Regions from separate parts of the Homo sapiens genome. Here region 2 is linked to region 1. Evidence: chromatin loops called from intact Hi-C (ENCODE). Cell type or tissue: Calu3. All regions are shown on one strand. Each heading gives the region's core, and the rest is flanking DNA. Links, peaks and the distances in the headings are about the cores only. Region 1 holds the start of LOC102723708 (a long non-coding RNA gene). Region 2 has its middle 91 kb from the start of NPIPB11.

Region 1 (8,327 bases), core at 215-8,214:
AATTTTTGTATTTGTAGTAGAGATGGGGTTTCACCATGTTGGCCAGGCTGGTCTCGAACTCCTGACCTCAGGTGATCCACCTGCCTTGACCTTTTTAAAGTGCTGGGATTACAGGCGTGAGCCACTGCACCCGGCCAACCCTTCATTTGTAAAGGGTTATTTTCTTTAAAAAGAAGACACAATGCAGAGAACTAGAGTGAACTGCATTCACCTTCTGCCCCGTTCTGGAAAAGAGGTTGCCACCCCTGGTCCGGACAGGTAAACTGAAGCACGGGGTGGGGAGAAACTGCCGTTCAGTGGTGACAAGGACAGCACTGGGGACCTGGGGGGTGAGGATCCCCGGGACACAGAGGGGCCCAGCCTCTGGCTCCAGCCCGCTTGATGACGTGGTCCCAAAGAAAGACAGGAGTCAGCTGGCCCGGCCCTCTCGCCCACACACACTGGGGCCTGCTGCAGGCAGGGCCGGAGGTCCCCAAGGCCAGAGCCCACCGTCCAGTCTCCTGTGGCGGGAGCAGCCGGGGGCGGCCGGAGGAACGCGACCTGAGTGGGAGGGCGGGGACACTTTGCAGGAGGACAACAGAGGAGTTGTGGCTGCTCACACGCAGCTACTCAGTCTCGGCAGCCTCAGAAGACTTGGAAACACATCTTGTTTATTGGAATTCCTCTGCAAAGTCACATTTTATGTGTTTCCTCTTCCAGTGGCTTTAGAAGTGAGACCAGGCAGAGGGAACCAGCTGCTGGTCCCTGGTCTGGGCCGCCCCTACCTGACTGTGGTTTGACGTCCAGCCCAGGGCATTTGCAGAGGAAAAGCAGCAGCTTAGGCGGAGCAGGGTGAGGGCCGATGGCGCGGCGCCTTCTCGGGTTGCAGCCCGGCCTCCGGGGAAGACAGCTCAGCTGGGAGAGCGGAGAGACCGTAGGGGCTGGAGTGTGTTCGCTCCCTGCCGTCCTTCCGTTGCTGGCCACCGGGCAGGTGCGGTCCCTTCTGCGGTTCCTCGGTCCCCTATGGGGCGTGAGCATTGGAGCTTGTGGTTTCTCAGCTCCTTCCAGCTCTGAGGCTTCTGTCCAAGCAACCCAGGCAGTGCCCGGACACAAAAGATGTCCCTCATCTCAGGCTGACAGGGAGAGCTGGGCACAGGCTATAGCCCTTTCTCCGTTTCCCACTTCACCCGCTGGCTCCTGCTCAGCTTTTAACTTCTCCCCAGATGCCGCCTTCTGCATGAAGCCTGCCGGGGTTTGGCTGTGCCACTGCTGCTGACACACACCCCACTGCCGTGTTCTCTTCGGCCATGCCAGGCACTCCTCCCGTCGCCTGTCATCCTCCCCCCGGGGCAGGACCCCCAGCCCTCACCTGTTTGACCGTCCCAAAGCCGGGGGTGGGAGCGGGAGGCTTTTGGCGAGGTCATGGAGGGAACAGGGTGGTGAGCCCGGCATGAAGGGCCCTTGCTGCAGGGTCCTTGGCCCTGCCCGGTGGAGAAGGGTCATGGGACATGCAGTCCGGCCTCACCTTTGGAGTCTCCACCAAGACAGCCGAGGACTCAGAGAGGCTTGATCTGTGGGACAACGAACCAGCGCCTCTGCCTGAGCCCCCATCCCAACTCCCAGGTGGCGACGCTGAGTCCCTGGAGCCACACAGAGAGTGCTGGAATGGTGGTGTGACCTGAGGCTGCCCCAGCCCTATGGCCAGCACCGTCCTCCCTGCACCTGGCCTGAGGCTCTGTCCCCTCCCCTGTCCCCCCAGCCAAGCACCCTCTGTGGAACATAGAAGCCCAGTAACTGTAAAATATGTGGGTGGTCTGAGCCGGCTGGTTCTGGAGAAAAGGAGATGGGATGTTCACCAAAGAATGTCAGAGGAGAGCGGGCTGGGAGCAAGGGCGCCTTCACCAAACAATGGTTGGCACAGGAGGTGGGAGAGGAGTCCTCAGATCCACAGGCCATGGGGGCAGGTGGATTCCTTCCCAGCTGGCTGTTCCCACCTCTGAAGACCAGGGACATGTGGGCCGGCGGATTCTGCAGTGACTGGTGAGCCCTGACCTGCTTTCATTTGCCCTGTGCGGCAGGATTTCCCTTGGAAAACACCCTTTTGGTACTGAAAGTCACCTCTCTGATGAGCTCCACAGTTGGCTCTAACCTGTTCCTGCCTCCCGGGGTTGTCAGGTGCCAGGGCAGACCTCTGGGGACCCACTCACAAATGTGTCATCTGTCAGGCGGGAGGTGTCCACGCCCTTGACCGTGAGGTCCTCATTCCCATCTGCAGCCTCCTCGTAGGAAACCAGCAGGGCCCTCAGCTGCGGTCTGACATCTCCTGCCAGGTCACGGTGGAATGGGAACCCTGGTGGGATTTGGGGGAGGGTCGAGGGTCAGACTGGAGCACTGGGTCACAACCCACCTCAAACATGGCCTGCAGAGCCCAGAAGACCCCAAGCCAGGTAACAGAGAACATGAGGCGGCAGCAGCGCCTTGTCAAGCAGCCGCCCTGGAGTTGCCAGGGGCCCTCGCCTCGGGTGGCTTGCGGGGCTAATGCTGACCCAATGTGAGCCACACACAGGCTCACGTCTGCTGCATTTGTGCCTTGCAACGTCCCGGCGTGACCAGCAGAGCCATCGCTCTCTTTTTAATAAACAGAGAGTTGGTGAGGTTGTGAACTCTGTCCAAGACCACAGAACCACCATAAAACAAAGTCCAGGTTTCACAACTCCAAGGCCTGGCCAGCTAAAAACCCATTCTGCTCGCCACCCATCCATCAAGAAACCCGTCAGCCTCAAAGTACACACTCCAGCACTCACCTGCTTCGCCAAGGCCAGGTGGGCCTGCCCTGTCACTGCTAGCCATGGGTAGACATTTACATTTAAAGTGACAAGAATTAAATACAATTTAAAATTCAGCTCCTTAGCTGCACCAGCTGCATTTCCAGAGCTCGACAGTCACGTGTGACTCGTGGCCACCTTACTGGACAGTGCGGATCTAGAATGTTCTGCCATTGCAGGAAGTTTGGACAACTGCAATAGCCTCTGCCCAGCCCCCCACCGGAGGAGGCTTTAACACATGTAATGAGGGGTCTGCCGGGCTGCCCACGTCCCTCAGGCCCCTGCTCCAAAGTCACCCGCTGGGGAGGACGTCCCTGACCTCCACATCTGAGACAGAAGCCCCTCCCCACACTCTATCCTTTCACAGCTTTGTCTTCAGTGCACGTGATGTGGGATATGTCCTTCTATCACGCATCTCACCCCGTGCAATGCAGGCTCCATGATGGCAGGAAAGGGCTCCGTCCTCAGCCCCAGGGCTGGGCACACAGCAGGTGTGCCCAGGAATTAATCATTTCCAGACGCTGGCGCAGCACCTGGTGCCCAAAGCCATAGGCCTGGGAGCTGTGCAGGTCTTGCAGGCAGACGACACCACTTAGTGGACGCGATTTCTTCCCTGGTCCCACTGCCTGGTGCGTGCAGAGAAACTACTCCCAAGTGGGAAGTGAGTGGCTTGTTGAGGCTTGGGACAAAGCTCAGGGGTGTCCCAGGTGAACCCCCTTCTCTAAAACAAGCAGGTCCCTCCCTGCTCCGACACTGAAATGACATCACAGGGCACTGAGGACGTGGGGCCCGTCCCCGGCTGCTGCAGTGCAGTGCCACCTGCAGGCCGTGTGGCCTGAGCAGGCTGTGTCATCTCCAGGCCTGCAGTCTCTCGTCTGTAGGAAGAGGATGATCAGTAGCCCAGCCTTGGAGGTTTGTGTGGCGGAGGGGGGAATAAACCAAGTAACCAGGGGCGGGAGCTTAAAGAGTGATTGCACCAAGCCACATTCTGCAGGTGCTGGGCCACGCTGGGGCCTGAGTGTTTGTGTCCCTCCACATTCATTTGTTGAAATCCTTAACCTCAAAGTGATGGGATTAGGAGGTGGGGCCTTCGAGAGGTGATGAAGTTAAGAAGCAGAGCCCTCATTAATGGGATTCGTGCTTTATAAGAGGCCCTAGAAAGCCCCCTTACCCCTTCCGCCATGTGAGGGCGCAGTAAGATAACCATCTATGAGGAAATGGGCCTCACCAGACACTGACTCTACTGATAAGTTAATCTTGGACTTCCCAGCCTCCAGAACTATGAGAAAGGAACTTCTGTTGTTTATAAGCCACCTAATTTATGGGTTTTTTTGGTTTTTTTTAGAGACAGGGTCTCGCTCTGCCACCCAGGCTGGAGCACAGTGGTGAGATCATTGCTCACTGCAGCCTCAACCTCCTGGGCTCAAGCAATCCTCCTACTTCAGCCTCCTGAGTAACTGAGACTGCAGGTGCACACCACCACACCCAGCTAATTTTAAAATGTTCTGTAGAGATATGGATCCTCCTGTGTAGTGCCCAGGCTAATCTCGAACTCCTGGCCTAAAGTGATCCTCCAGCCTCAGCCTTCCGAAGTGCTGGGATTACAGGTGTGAGCCACCATGCTTGGCCTCCAATTTATAGTATTTTGTTAAAGCAACCCAGATGGACTAAGACAACTCTCATAATCAATATCATCATCCTTATCATCACCACCATCACCACCATCATCACCACCACCACCATCCACATCCACATGATGATGGCAGCCATGCTAAGGAGTCATGGAACCCATGTTAAAGGTATGGGAAGACATAGAGGCACATGGAGGAGAAGAAGGATGAGAACAATGGAGATGATGATGATGATGATAATCATGGTGGTGACAGCAGCAATGATAATGATGGAGAAGAAGCAGGAGAAGACGGTGGTGATGACGATGATAGTAATGACGGGACCTGGATGACGATGATGGCCGTGGTGGTGATGACAATGATGGTAATGATGGTGGTGATGATGGTGGTGATGATGATGATGGTAATGATAGTGATGGTGGTGGTGATGGTGGTGGTGGTGGTGATGGTGGTGGTGGTGATGGTGGTGGTGGTGGTGATGACAATGATGGTAATGATGGTGATGATGGTGGTGGTGATGATGGTGGTGGTGATGATGATGATGTGGTGATGGTGGTGATGATGGAGGTAATGGTGATGATGGTCATAGTGATGATGGTGATGATGATGAGGATGATGGCGCCGGTAGTGACGCCGGCGGCGACGCCGGTGGCACCTTTATCACCACCATCATCACCATCACCACCATCATCACTACCACCATCACTGCCATCATCATGTGATGACTCTCAATACTGTCCTCATCATGTGTGACTTGGACTGTGGACCAGCCCCTCGGGCTCTGCTCTGCTGACCTATATTCTTTGTCTCTTGTTCCTGAGAAGCTGGGAGTTGAGACCCAGTAAGGTGTTGTACAGACACTTGTGACCCCAAATTCCATGAGACAGAGGACCTCCCATTTTCTTTTCCTTATTACCGCATGTCATCTTCCTGCACAAAGTGGATAAGACCTTGATGTCTGTCTCCGTTTCCCAAAAGAGTTACCAAGGGGGTGTTTTCCGAACTACCTGGCTCAGACTTCTTTCCCAGCATGGCCTGGTGAGTGCCAAGGAAAGGAAGCTGAGGCTCTACCAGCAGCCTTAGACCTGACACAATGTCCCTGCTCCATCTCCCTGCAGGAGCCATGCTCACCCCGAACGCTTCCACCAGCTGAGGCTGCATGGTTTCAACAAGAGGAATTTGTTTCTCATAGTTCTGGAGGCTGGAATTCCAAGATCAAGGTATGGCTGACTTGGCTTCTGATGAGGGCCCTTCCTGACTTGCAGGTGGCTTCCCACAGTGTCCTCACAAGGTGAGAGAAGGAGCTCCAGCCTCTTCCTCTCCTTGTAAGGACACCAATCCCATCATGGGGTCCCAGCTTCATGGCCTCATCTAAACTCAATCACCCTCCAAAGTCCCCCCCTCCAAATACCATCACGCTGGGTGTTAGGACTTCAATATACAAATTTGAGAGGGAGACAATTCTGTCCATAGCAGGCCCCTGGGGTCCCCAGCCAGAGTAACCCCACAGAAGCTACCAGTAAATCTCCAAAGCCATCACCATAGCCCACCGAACATTTCACCTCTGCCTGCGTTCTGAGAGTGGGACTTGTTCATTGTTCTGTTTTAATTCTCAGCAGGGCCTATGACCATGTCTGATGTTCAGGGAATGAAGGAGTGAAGAAAGCAGGAATGAACGAAGGAAGGAAGCAGCTCCAGCAATTGGTTCCCAGGCAAGAAGCTGGTGGGGTTCTGACTTCTATCCCGATTCACACCCTTTCCTCCTGCCCTCAGGGCAGTCCTTCTCCTGCTCTTGTTCATTCATCCCCTTCAGCCCTTTCTTATTCTCTTCTGTAGCCGAACCACAAAAAATAAATACATTAGAAATGTTTTCCGAGCTCATCAGATGCATCATGTCTATTTCTCTGCCCCAGCCCAGTGGGGTGGGTGATGCCTTTGCAGCCCCCACTTGCCAGGGGCACCTTGTGGGCATCTAGATCTCCAGACCTCAAAGCCAGCACCCACCCAACTGCAGGGTGCTGTCTGCGCTGTACGCATTCTGAGAGCTCCGTGGCCTGGGCCAGCCCCAGCTGGAACCTCGGGTGCCCTTCACTCTTCCAAAAGAGGCTGTTTGCTTTCAAAGAAAGGAAAGAGTAGAACTGCAGACTGCATTTGGCTACACAGCCTGAGACTCCTGGGAACAAAATAACCCACACAAACAAAATCCACAAGGAGCCCCAAGCCTTCACTTCAATCCACTTGGCTCTCAACACCCTCCTGGTCTCATATTTTCCTTTCTGTCCTTCAGAGGAGGGTAGCTAATAAGACTTTGTCTCTTGCCTCTGGTAATTGTTTCCTAGTGCCCCTAGCACTGCTATAACAAATGACCACTGACTTAGAGGCTTCCAACCACACACATCTAGTCTCTCCCAGTTCTGGAGGTCAGAGGTCCTAAGGTCCAGGTGTTGGCAGGGGCTGGTTCCCTCCGGACACTCCTGGGAAGAGCGATGATGAACATCTATTGTTCTAAAGTCCAGTTTGTGGCAGTGTGTTACAGAGGCAACAGGAAACTGATACTCCATAGAAGTCAGTGGGAAAGTAAGACTGCAACAGGTCACAGCACTCCCGTTTACACAACATACTTCCTTAGTTCAAGCCAACACCCTCCGCTGTTGAGTTCTCCAACAGCCTCAGCTTAGCCTCTATCTCAGCCTACCAAATGCAACAGAGATGCTTCTAAGACACACTCTTGCCTGTGTTGCTTCCAGCCTGGAGTCTTCAATAGCTCCCCATTGCCCTTAGTACAAACACTGATCTCAAGCATGCATTGTGAGGACGTGGCTGTGTGTGATCCCTGGATTTACTTCTCCAGTGCATGCTCTTCTCCCTCTCCTTCCTGTCCTCCCTCCTCCACCTCCTGAACACAAACCTCCACTAGTTTCACAAACACGCCACCTGTCCTGTTGTATAAGAGGGTGAGTGCCTGGTGTGGTGCCGGGTGCATGGTGGGGCTGTGCTGGGACTGAGCAAGGTGTCACCTCTGGTTCAGCCACTACCCAGGCAAGTGCCCAGGGTTTCCACTTTTCTCCTCTAAAAATGACAATATTGGGCCTGAAATTAGCCTTAATGGTCTACCCCACTCCTGTGAGTTAACAACAATCAAAACATTTTGGGCCAGGAAAAAAAGTTGCCCAGAAAAATGAGAAGGTTTTGGCCTCGTGTATCCAGATTAGCTGTTTGTGTGGACTGAGACCCATCCACTGGTCTAAAGCCCCCAGCCCCATGTATGGGTACCCATTTTGCAGCACAAAGGGTCAAGACAAGACAACAAGAGAGAGAAAAGTAGAGGAAGTAACAGGGTGGGTGGGGTGGGAAATTGTGATAAGGATCTTGAAAGTTCCCCAGAGTCTGGTTGCCTCCTGGTTGGTTAAAATTTCTGTGCGTTTTTCTTTTCTTTTCTTTCCTTTTCTTTTCTTTTTTTTTTTTTTTCCGACACAGTCCCACTCTGTCACCCAGGCTGGAGTGCAGTGGTGCAATCTCGGCTCACTGCAACCTCTACCTCCTGGGTTCAAGCGATTCTCCTGCCTCAGCCTCCCAAGTACTTGGGATTACAGGTGCCTGCCACCATGCCCAGCTAATTTTTTGTATTTTTAGTAGAGACAGTTTCATCATGTTGGTCAGGCTGGTCTCCAACTCCTGACCTCAGGCGATCCACCCACCTCGGCCTCCCAAAGTGCTGGGATTACAGGTGTGAGGCACTGTGCCCAGCCTGTGCCTTTTTCTATGGCAACAATTAGCACAGAAAACAATTCCCCCATAGGAGCATTTCCCCAGCACCCAACCTCGTGCCTGGCATACAGTAGGAGCACAATAAGTGCATGTGGAATGGTGGATAAATGAACGTGCCTAGTGC
Region 2 (8,327 bases), core at 209-8,208, 88 kb before region 1:
CCCCTCGCAAACACAGTTTGGAGAATTCACGTATGTATTGTTACTGTCCCCCTCATAAACACGGGCCTTTGTTGTGTCCACCCATGGATGTCAGGCACCCAGAACATTCTGGTGCACAGTGGCTGCTCCTGTGTAAATAGTGATTACAACGGACTGCAACACACCCTCCCATCGCTGCTCAGGTCCGGGGCTTGCTTATGTCATTCCCAATGCCTCTCCATCGTGCTTTCTCAACTAGAGCACAAACTCCTTACGGACAGGGCCTGTGTCCTCATCCCTGGAGTCCCTATACCACAAGCCGAGTGGGCACAACCTACTCTCACTGTGGGGCCAAAGCCAGGTGCATTGTCTTCCTGGGGCTCACCGTGCACACGCAGAGAACTGTCTTGGGACCCCCAGGTCTCTACCACCTGCGCTACGGAGAGCTCTCAGCACGCCCTGAGCAGCATCCAGAGATGCCCTGTATTCAACAGGGAGAAAACTGAGGATCCGAAGGCCACGGCGGAGCAGGTGACAGGATGGAGCCAGCGCCCCACTGCATGCCTGGCCACTTCCCACTAGGCCACAGGACCCCATCCCTGTAGCGATGACGAATCTGGGCATGATGGGAAGGGCTCTTCAATGCAGTGGCCTCTCTAGCTGGCTCATGCAACTTCACTAATTTACAGGAAAATACAGGATGGAATCCAAAATTGTAGTAATAAAAAGATTAAGCTGAAAAGCGTCCTGTTTTGACTACCAAGAGCCTCAAGTTTGGACTCTACTGCCCAAACCCTAAAAATCTGTTCCCATTGAGACTAAAATGGTGGAAATAATTAAAACAGAGAAAGAAGTGTTTGGGTTTTTTTAAGTACTCTATTAGGTATCAAAAGTCCCTCGGGTTTTGGAAACATGCCTCTTGACTTTCTTATCAGTAGATACTTGAGACACGTTTTGACTCTCTGTATAATCACAACAAACCTGTCTGTGCTACAGACAAAAAGAAACCAGCCAGGACAGTGGGATTTGTAGGATGAGAGGGAAGAACACCCTAAAGTCGTTTCGGCAGCACATTTTCATCCTCATGCATAAAGAAGCCATACAGGAAGCAGCCGCTCTTTGGCTTCCAATTCTCGGGTCATCTCTAAAATACTCCAAGTCACCCTCAGATCTTGGCTGGGTGACTGGGGCGCCTCAGGAAGCCCCAGGCTGAGCAACTTTAGTGACTCACAGAGGAACCCAGCCGCTGGCTGTGGTCATGGGGGAACCTAACCATTAAAATCACTAGGAAATCCTTACAGGAGAGCCCAGCTGCTGCCAGAGGTTGCACCATAGTTACCGGAAAACCCAGCTTTCAAACTGCACTTCAATAGTTTCATGAGAGCCCAACTACTGACTTTAGATACAAAGCAGCCCAGCTGCTGCCACCGGGAGGCAAGAAAGAAACAGCCATCCCACCAGCAGGAAAACGTCTTTGGAGCACGAGTCGATAAAAAGAAACATCCTCAGAACCGCCCTCCTGTGACCCTCCGACCTTCACACTCCAGGAGAAAAATTCCATAGACTTTGAAGGATGAATGAGTCCACACAAAATTTAAAAACGGGTTAGTAACAGGAAAGAAGATAAATCTAAAACACCCAGGTGTATAGGTAAGAGAAATGAGTGAAAACATTCACATTTAAATTCAACTTTGTAAAAATTAAGTTGCCAGTTCAAACCCTGACTCATACTTATTAAATAAAAAATATATATTCATCTGGTTACCCGCCACCGAGTTTCCACTGTCCTCAGACATCAAATTATCTAATTCCTTCCGTCTGCGCTCCAGGCCCCAGCCTGGGCGAATGCTCCCTGCCGGCCACCAAGGAGATCCAGAGAATGGACCAGCCGCCCAAGTGCTGCCCGCAGAGCGCGGCGGGTGAGGAGGGCGAGGATCTGAAAATGCACAGATGGGTGCAGGTGCTGCCCGCAGATGCTACTGGACAGCAGCTGGGGCAAGCGCCCACTTCTGGGCAGCCCTCGGGGCTCGGATTCCTTTACCTTTTCTGACAGCACTGAGCAGCCGCACTTAACAGGGAGTGGGAAAAATCCTATCATGATGGGATCAAAAGATCACCTTGAATTTAACTGCCATTTTCCACTTTAAGCATTTGATCTCATGTTATTTGATGGACTTTTTTTAAAAAGCCTCATGAAGTAGGAATGTCACTACTCTCATCACTTTGGTTTTGAGGCAAAAGCCAGAAAAAGGAGAAGTGATGTGTCCAAGTCCAATTACTAGTTAGGAGTGAACACCGGCCTTAAAGTGCAAGCTTCCTGGGCCCACCAGGTGGAGAAGCAGCGGCCCTCACTGGATCCTAGGAACCCATGAGAGGTGCTCAGGGAGACGGGAAGAACACGCACAGCCCCGCACACGTGCCTCTGCTGTCCTGAGCTCCCTCAGCCCAAGGCACCCGCAGGCCCTGCTCTGGGAGGCCTAGTCGGACTTCAATCGAGGCAGAAGTCTCCCCCCTGAGCAGTGCCCAGGACACAAGGAGAACAGAAGTGCTCGGCATCCGGCTGCTGAGGCTCATGGGATCCCCACAGCGTGGCGTCACCTGGGAGGAGAACACCCTGTCTGGCCTCAGTCCCTGCTTTCCCCAGCCATATCCCTACACTATGCCCACTGAGGCCCCTCAAGGCCAGGACGGGCTTGCCTTCCAGGCTCAGCCAGGCAGCATCCCTGCCACCGTGCACGCCTCTATTTTCCTGGCGAGCTGTCCTGCAGTCCCCAAAGAGCTAAAGAGTCTCCATTACACCGTTAGTTGCCTTCCCACTTTCCAGAACCCCCGTTACTGACTCTGGTGGTTCAAATCACAAGCCGATTCCCAGCTCTCCATCTGTGGGGCCATGAGAGGCACTGTGGGAAGCGAGACAAGAGAGCCAGGAGGGCTTGTCATCCTGTGCCTTGGTGGGTGGCATGTGGCTTTATTAGTCACAAAGGAATGAAGAGCACCACCTGCTAACGCACTCTCATGTGCAAGGGAAGGCAGCACAAAACCGAGTGCCAACAACTGATTTCTTCAAATTACAGACTCGACGTGACAGCGCTGCCTAGAAAAACAAAAGGCATCTCGAAGCCTCTGCCCGATGGAAGCCAGCTGACATGCTCCCTCCCGGGGGAAGCACGCACAGCCCACACCCCGTGCACCTCACATGTGCAGCCTCCAGGCCAAGCCGGCCACCTTCTTCAAGCCTGCTGACTCATTCCTTTATGAGAAAAAATGATGGAGAGACACCTGTCCTCAGTCTGTTAGCAAGAGAGCCCCTCACAGCCACCTGCAGGACTACCTCCAGGTCACAGCATCTGGGTGACCTGCTGAGAAGGAGGCTCTGCTCACTTTTCTGCCTGGAGCCCACACTGACCACACCTTCCTCCCAGCTTTCAGTCACCGTGAGGCACTCAATGTCCCAAGACAGACAGACAAACACCCACCCCTGCGTGGAGTCCACATTCTGCCTTAAGGACACATATAGGTCAGCCTCACCATTTCACCTCACAGAGAACTTGGAGAAGAGACAGCACTTGACCACCCGTGTCCTGTGTACTGGGCTGAACAGTGTCCCCACAAAACTCATGTCCTGGCCCAGGACCCCAGAATGTGACCTGACTGGGAACTAGGGTCTCTGCAGATGTGATTCCTTAGGTTGTAATGAGGTCATCCTGCAGGAGAGGGAGCTCCAAATCCAGTGACTGTCGTTGTAAGGAGAGGGACACAGAGGGAGACACGGGGGGAAGACAGCCATGGGGGACGCGGGCAGAGACTGGAGGGATGCGGCCACCACCAGAAGCTGGGAGAAGGAAAGGGCCTTCTCAGGCAGCGTGGCCCTGCCCACATCTTCATCCTAGGCATCTGGCCTCCAAACCTGCACGAGAACACAAGCCTGTGTTCTAAGCCAGCCAGGCTGTGAGCTTTGTCCCAGTGGCCACAGGAACCTGAGGCACCCTGCAAGACACAATGGGGCCAGGTCGCACACCTGCACTCACAGGGACAGGTGTGGGTGAAGTGGCCCCCGCTGCTTCCCGCTAGGAAACACCACCTGCGCTTGGAGTGAATGATTTGAAAAGAACTACAATCATCTGACAGGGCAACTCTGAAAGCATAACTTTTTACTTTGTGCAAATGAATCCAGTCTTTCTGTAACTGCTAGGAGGTCTCATGGGGATCGGCCATCCACAGCAGCATTCTTTAGATCAGATGAGATCGGGTGTGTTCAGGGTGGCATGGCCTTAGACAGCATTCTTTAGAAAAGCCCTCAGATCCGGGGTCACCGGCTTGGATGCACAGTCCAAGCAGAGGCGTGAGCAAGCCATGGATAGAAATCCTAAGAACTAAACCAATTTCTCTTCATAGAGAAAACAGGCAAATGCTGCTGTCCTGAGAGCACATTCCTTAGGAAAATGTTCCAAGGTTTTCCAAGTTGCAATGATATGCTACTTTTGCATAAAACACACAAATTTGGTTAGCTGCCCAAATTCGGGGGGTCCACCAATCCTTGGGAACCCTAAGAAAGCCAACACCCCAAAAAGCAAATTTCTCTCTCTCCCTCTTTCAATAACCTCATTTCCTCATTTTGAGAAGGTGGTACTTAGAGACTTTACCTACTGTGTGTTTCAAAATGTAGACTTTTTTCTCCAGAAAAAGAAAGAAAATCTTTCTGCTGACAAATAAGGAGAAACTTAAATCAAAATCTTCTCCCTCGTGAGCTGTCTGGGTTGAGTGAGGACAGCCGCAGACCTCTGACTGCTGAGGCTACAGGCATCACTGCAGGCTCTGAAGCAACAGCAGAGAGTAAGATGCAGTGATGTGGCCAATTCCATTCCTGCCGCTGTTCAAGCTGGGGCCTGGGAGGTTTGGTCCATGTATTTATTTGATTTGTTTTGGTTTTTTGGGCAACGATCAGCAATAAGAATGAAACTGGGCCACAGGGAGAAAAGGTAAAGCCATGCTTTTAACATTTCAGCAATTCCATCTAAGCACGAGCCACACAGGCATGCCTGGCCTGAGGTGGGGGGAGAAGGCCCAGCTCTGGTCCATACCCAGCAGTTGCTCCAGGCCCCTCCACACGGCCCGGTGGACAGGCCAGCCTTCCTCATGCAAAGTCACCCTGAAGGTCAGCCACACCATGACCTTCCCAAAGCTCGGCTCTAGAGACCAGAATTCACTGGGCATCTCCAAGGGGCCGGGCGCTGTGAGCAAGCCCAGGACCCCCGCCCCGGAGGAACTTCCAGCAGAATGACGGTGCTAGCGGACGCCCCTGCCAGGGGACCGTGCTCCAGAGCCCAGCTCAGAGCCTGGGGAGGCAGGGCCAGTGGTCCCCAAGCCATGAGGTCCAGCAGCCTGGTGAACAGAGCCAATGACTTCAGCTGTCTGGAGGATGGCCCTGAAGCCAGCGGGCCCAGGGGAGAGGGTGGTAGCCCATGCCAGGCTCCCACTCCCCTCTCTGGCCTCCAGACCCCCATCGAGGTTGGCAGCACTTCCCAAGCAAGGAGAAGCTCAGCAGGGAAGGTCAACTCATAGCCACAACATGCAGGGAATCGGGGCCTGCCCCATTCTGCCCCACGCAGTGCCTTCCACCACCCCACACGGACTCGCTGAATACAGACACAGCCACCCCACCGCCATGGGCTCTGCTCTATCGCCCTGCCATGCCCCTGTCACCTCACTGGAACATTCCCTGTGCTCGATTAATAAAAAGACCAATCGCAGCCAATGCCCTGAAAGCCCGAATCCTTAGCCTGACATACCAAGGCACTGTCTCCAAAGCAGAGCCAGCCGGCCTCCAGCTTCACATCCAAGGCCCCTGTCATCTCCCTGGAGGAGCAGGGACTCCTCACCTGGGAACAGGGCCCAGCCCTGAATGCCACTGCCCCACACAGCACAGCACGCTCATCCCACATGCCACCATCCTCTCCAAAGATCACCCGCTCCTCTCTGTCCAGGCTGCGCCTCCAACCTGTAGCCCAGCCTGACACTCCTGTGACACCTCGTCTGTGGCTGCTTTCAGAGCTGAGCAGTTGAAGAGAGACCCCAGGGCCTGCAAAGCCTGAAACATCTGCCATGTGGCCCTTCAGAAGGCTGCGGGTGACCCCTGCCCCATGACCCTCTGATCCTCGTGACCTGCTTTACTCCACCGCTGAGAAGCTGTGAGGAGGCCCCACATGTGGTCTCCCAGGCAGTTATCTGAGACTACCCTCAGGGTCCAGGATGGGTGCCCGCCAGTGTCTGACAGCTGGGACACACGCCTGGAACAAGACATGGCACATGGGAAGATGCCATGACCTGCTCACACACACGTGGGTGGGACCTGGACCCACCTCTCAGCAGCTTCCAGAAAAACCTGCAGTCAGCATGACACCCCAGTCTTACTCAGACCCCATTTTCACAGCAGCTACGGAACAGCTGAGCCCTTCCACTCCCCCACTGCTCTTGACAGAGGCTCACGGGCCACACCGTGCTTCCCAGAGGAGCAAGGCTCTTTCCTGCTGGAACAGCAGCCCCCACACGCTGAGATCCCGGATGCCCCCCGCACGCTGAGATCCTGGACGCCCCCCGCACGCTGAGATCCCGGAGGCCCCCCGCACGCTGAGATCCCGGACGCTGAGTGCTCCACCTCGCTCGCCCTGTTTCAAGATCAGATTTCCATTCACGATCCCCTGAGGCAACTCTCCAGAGCCCAGATTGCCGGAGGCTGCTGTACCCTCCCACACCCTCCCGCCAGGGGCCTCGTGTCTCTTGCGTTTGCTGCTGCTTCACTTTACATCTTTGTTAGAAGCCAGGAGGACAGCTTCTGAAGCAGACGGGCTCTGTGGAGCAAATGGACCATGGACGCTGGCAAAGAGGACCTGAGCGCCCATCAAACGCCATTGAAGGGCAGTACCGCAATCGCCACCTGGAGCAAGTCCCGCTCTTCAGAGGGGAGGGAAACATCACAGGCCGGGCTGGGCACGAAAATCAGGCTTTGGAGCTCTCCTGGCTCCCATCACAGCCAGGTCAGCGCTGAGGCCCTGGCATGGCTGCTGAGGCCCAGCCCTCTCAGAAGGAAGGAGGCAGGCGGCACTCCACCCACTTAGGAGAGGCTCAGCGGGGCCTGGGTCAGCGTGGCCAGGACAGCAGGGAAGGCCCTGGCTCTCCTCCTCCTCTCTCTTCCTCAAGAGTGGCCTACAGACAGGAGGCGAGGAGTTTTTTACCTTCTAAGGGTACACAGTAGGTATATATATGATGGGGTATATGAGGTATTTTGGTACAGGCATGCCATGAGTAATGAGCACATCAGGGTCAACCGGGCATCCATCCCCTCGAGCACTGATCCTCGGGCTGAGATTTCAAACCGCCTGGAGAAACGCAGCCCCGTGCCAGTGCTACTGATGCCAGCACCCTCAGCAGTGAAATGTGGGTCCTGACCCAGCTCCCCGCACACCCCAGTCCCCCAAGATGGGGCCCGACTTACACCGGATGCCATAGATGGTGAGCGGGTCCAGCTGCTTCTTCCCGTGCTTGCCCTGCCCCGAGAGGCTGGACACAGCCTGCACCTCGCGGTGGAAGAGGTAGTCCAGCAGCGTGAGCACCATCTCCTCGGCCGTGCGGCAGTTGGTGCTGATGTGCAGCATGTCGGAGGGGATGATGGCGCAGTGCACCCGCATCTCGGGGTTGTTCTCGTCGCCCAGCCAGGTGCCATTGGGGTAATCCTCTGAAAAACAGAAGACAGGTCCTCAGATGGCCAAGGCTCAAATAAGCTCACATTCAGGACAGCAGAGCGCTCTGCTCAGACACACCCGGGAAAGGTGCTCCACACAGGGCTGGGCAAATCCCTCCTAACTTGTGATGCAGTCACCAAGAGCGCTGGAGCCTCCGACTGCTGCCCAAGAAAGAACTGATGTGGAACAGAAACGATCCCACCACCCCCAGAAGCGGCCAGGTGCCTGTGGGGCTGCAGGGCCTTGGGACCTGAGCGCCAACACGGTCACACACTCTGCTCATCCTGGACCTGGGACCCCAGCAATACCGATATCCTTGCACACAGTTGGTACCTGCCCCAGCCATCTGCAGAGCGGAACCCTCCCTGGAGCCCCTCACACCTCACTGCCAGCCATGCTCTCCCACTGGCCAGCCACTCCCACCAAGAAAGACGCAGAGGTGAGGGGCTCTAGCATCAGCAGCCGGCTTGGCATCGCCCCCATGCACACAATGCCAGTCCCTGCCTCTGCACAGTGTAAGTCACAGCATGCCCCGGATGCCAGCATTCTCAGGGCAGTTACAATGCAGCCGCCCAGAGCAGCACATTCAGGTGTGGGAATGCGCCATGT

What was found. Peaks named below come from ENCODE experiments on the same cell type or tissue, not always from the same donor. Only the 100,000 strongest peaks of a DNase experiment are listed, where the experiment ranks them.
Region 2: it touches region 1 in a loop (19-fold over the local background); 7 of 110 quality-filtered maps call a loop at or near these places.

What each region holds. Positions count from the first base shown.
Region 1 is chr16:29,223,572-29,231,898 of GRCh38, reverse strand. LOC102723708 (a long non-coding RNA gene) reads left to right here and starts at 3,376. Exons shown (of 2, transcript NR_188602.1): 1 at 3,376-3,716; 2 at 6,052-6,316. RefSeq lists a silencer at 2,128-2,319. In Calu3, for the core only: CTCF peaks have their summits at 3,382 and 3,618 (motif pointing left); a DNase peak (open chromatin) is centred at 3,608.
Region 2 is chr16:29,311,734-29,320,060 of GRCh38, reverse strand. It overlaps the pseudogene SNX29P2. Among named protein-coding and RNA genes, the nearest start is that of NPIPB11, 91 kb to the left of the region's middle. RefSeq lists enhancers at 1-465, 6,159-6,867. In Calu3, for the core only: a CTCF peak has its summit at 3,720; a DNase peak (open chromatin) is centred at 3,720.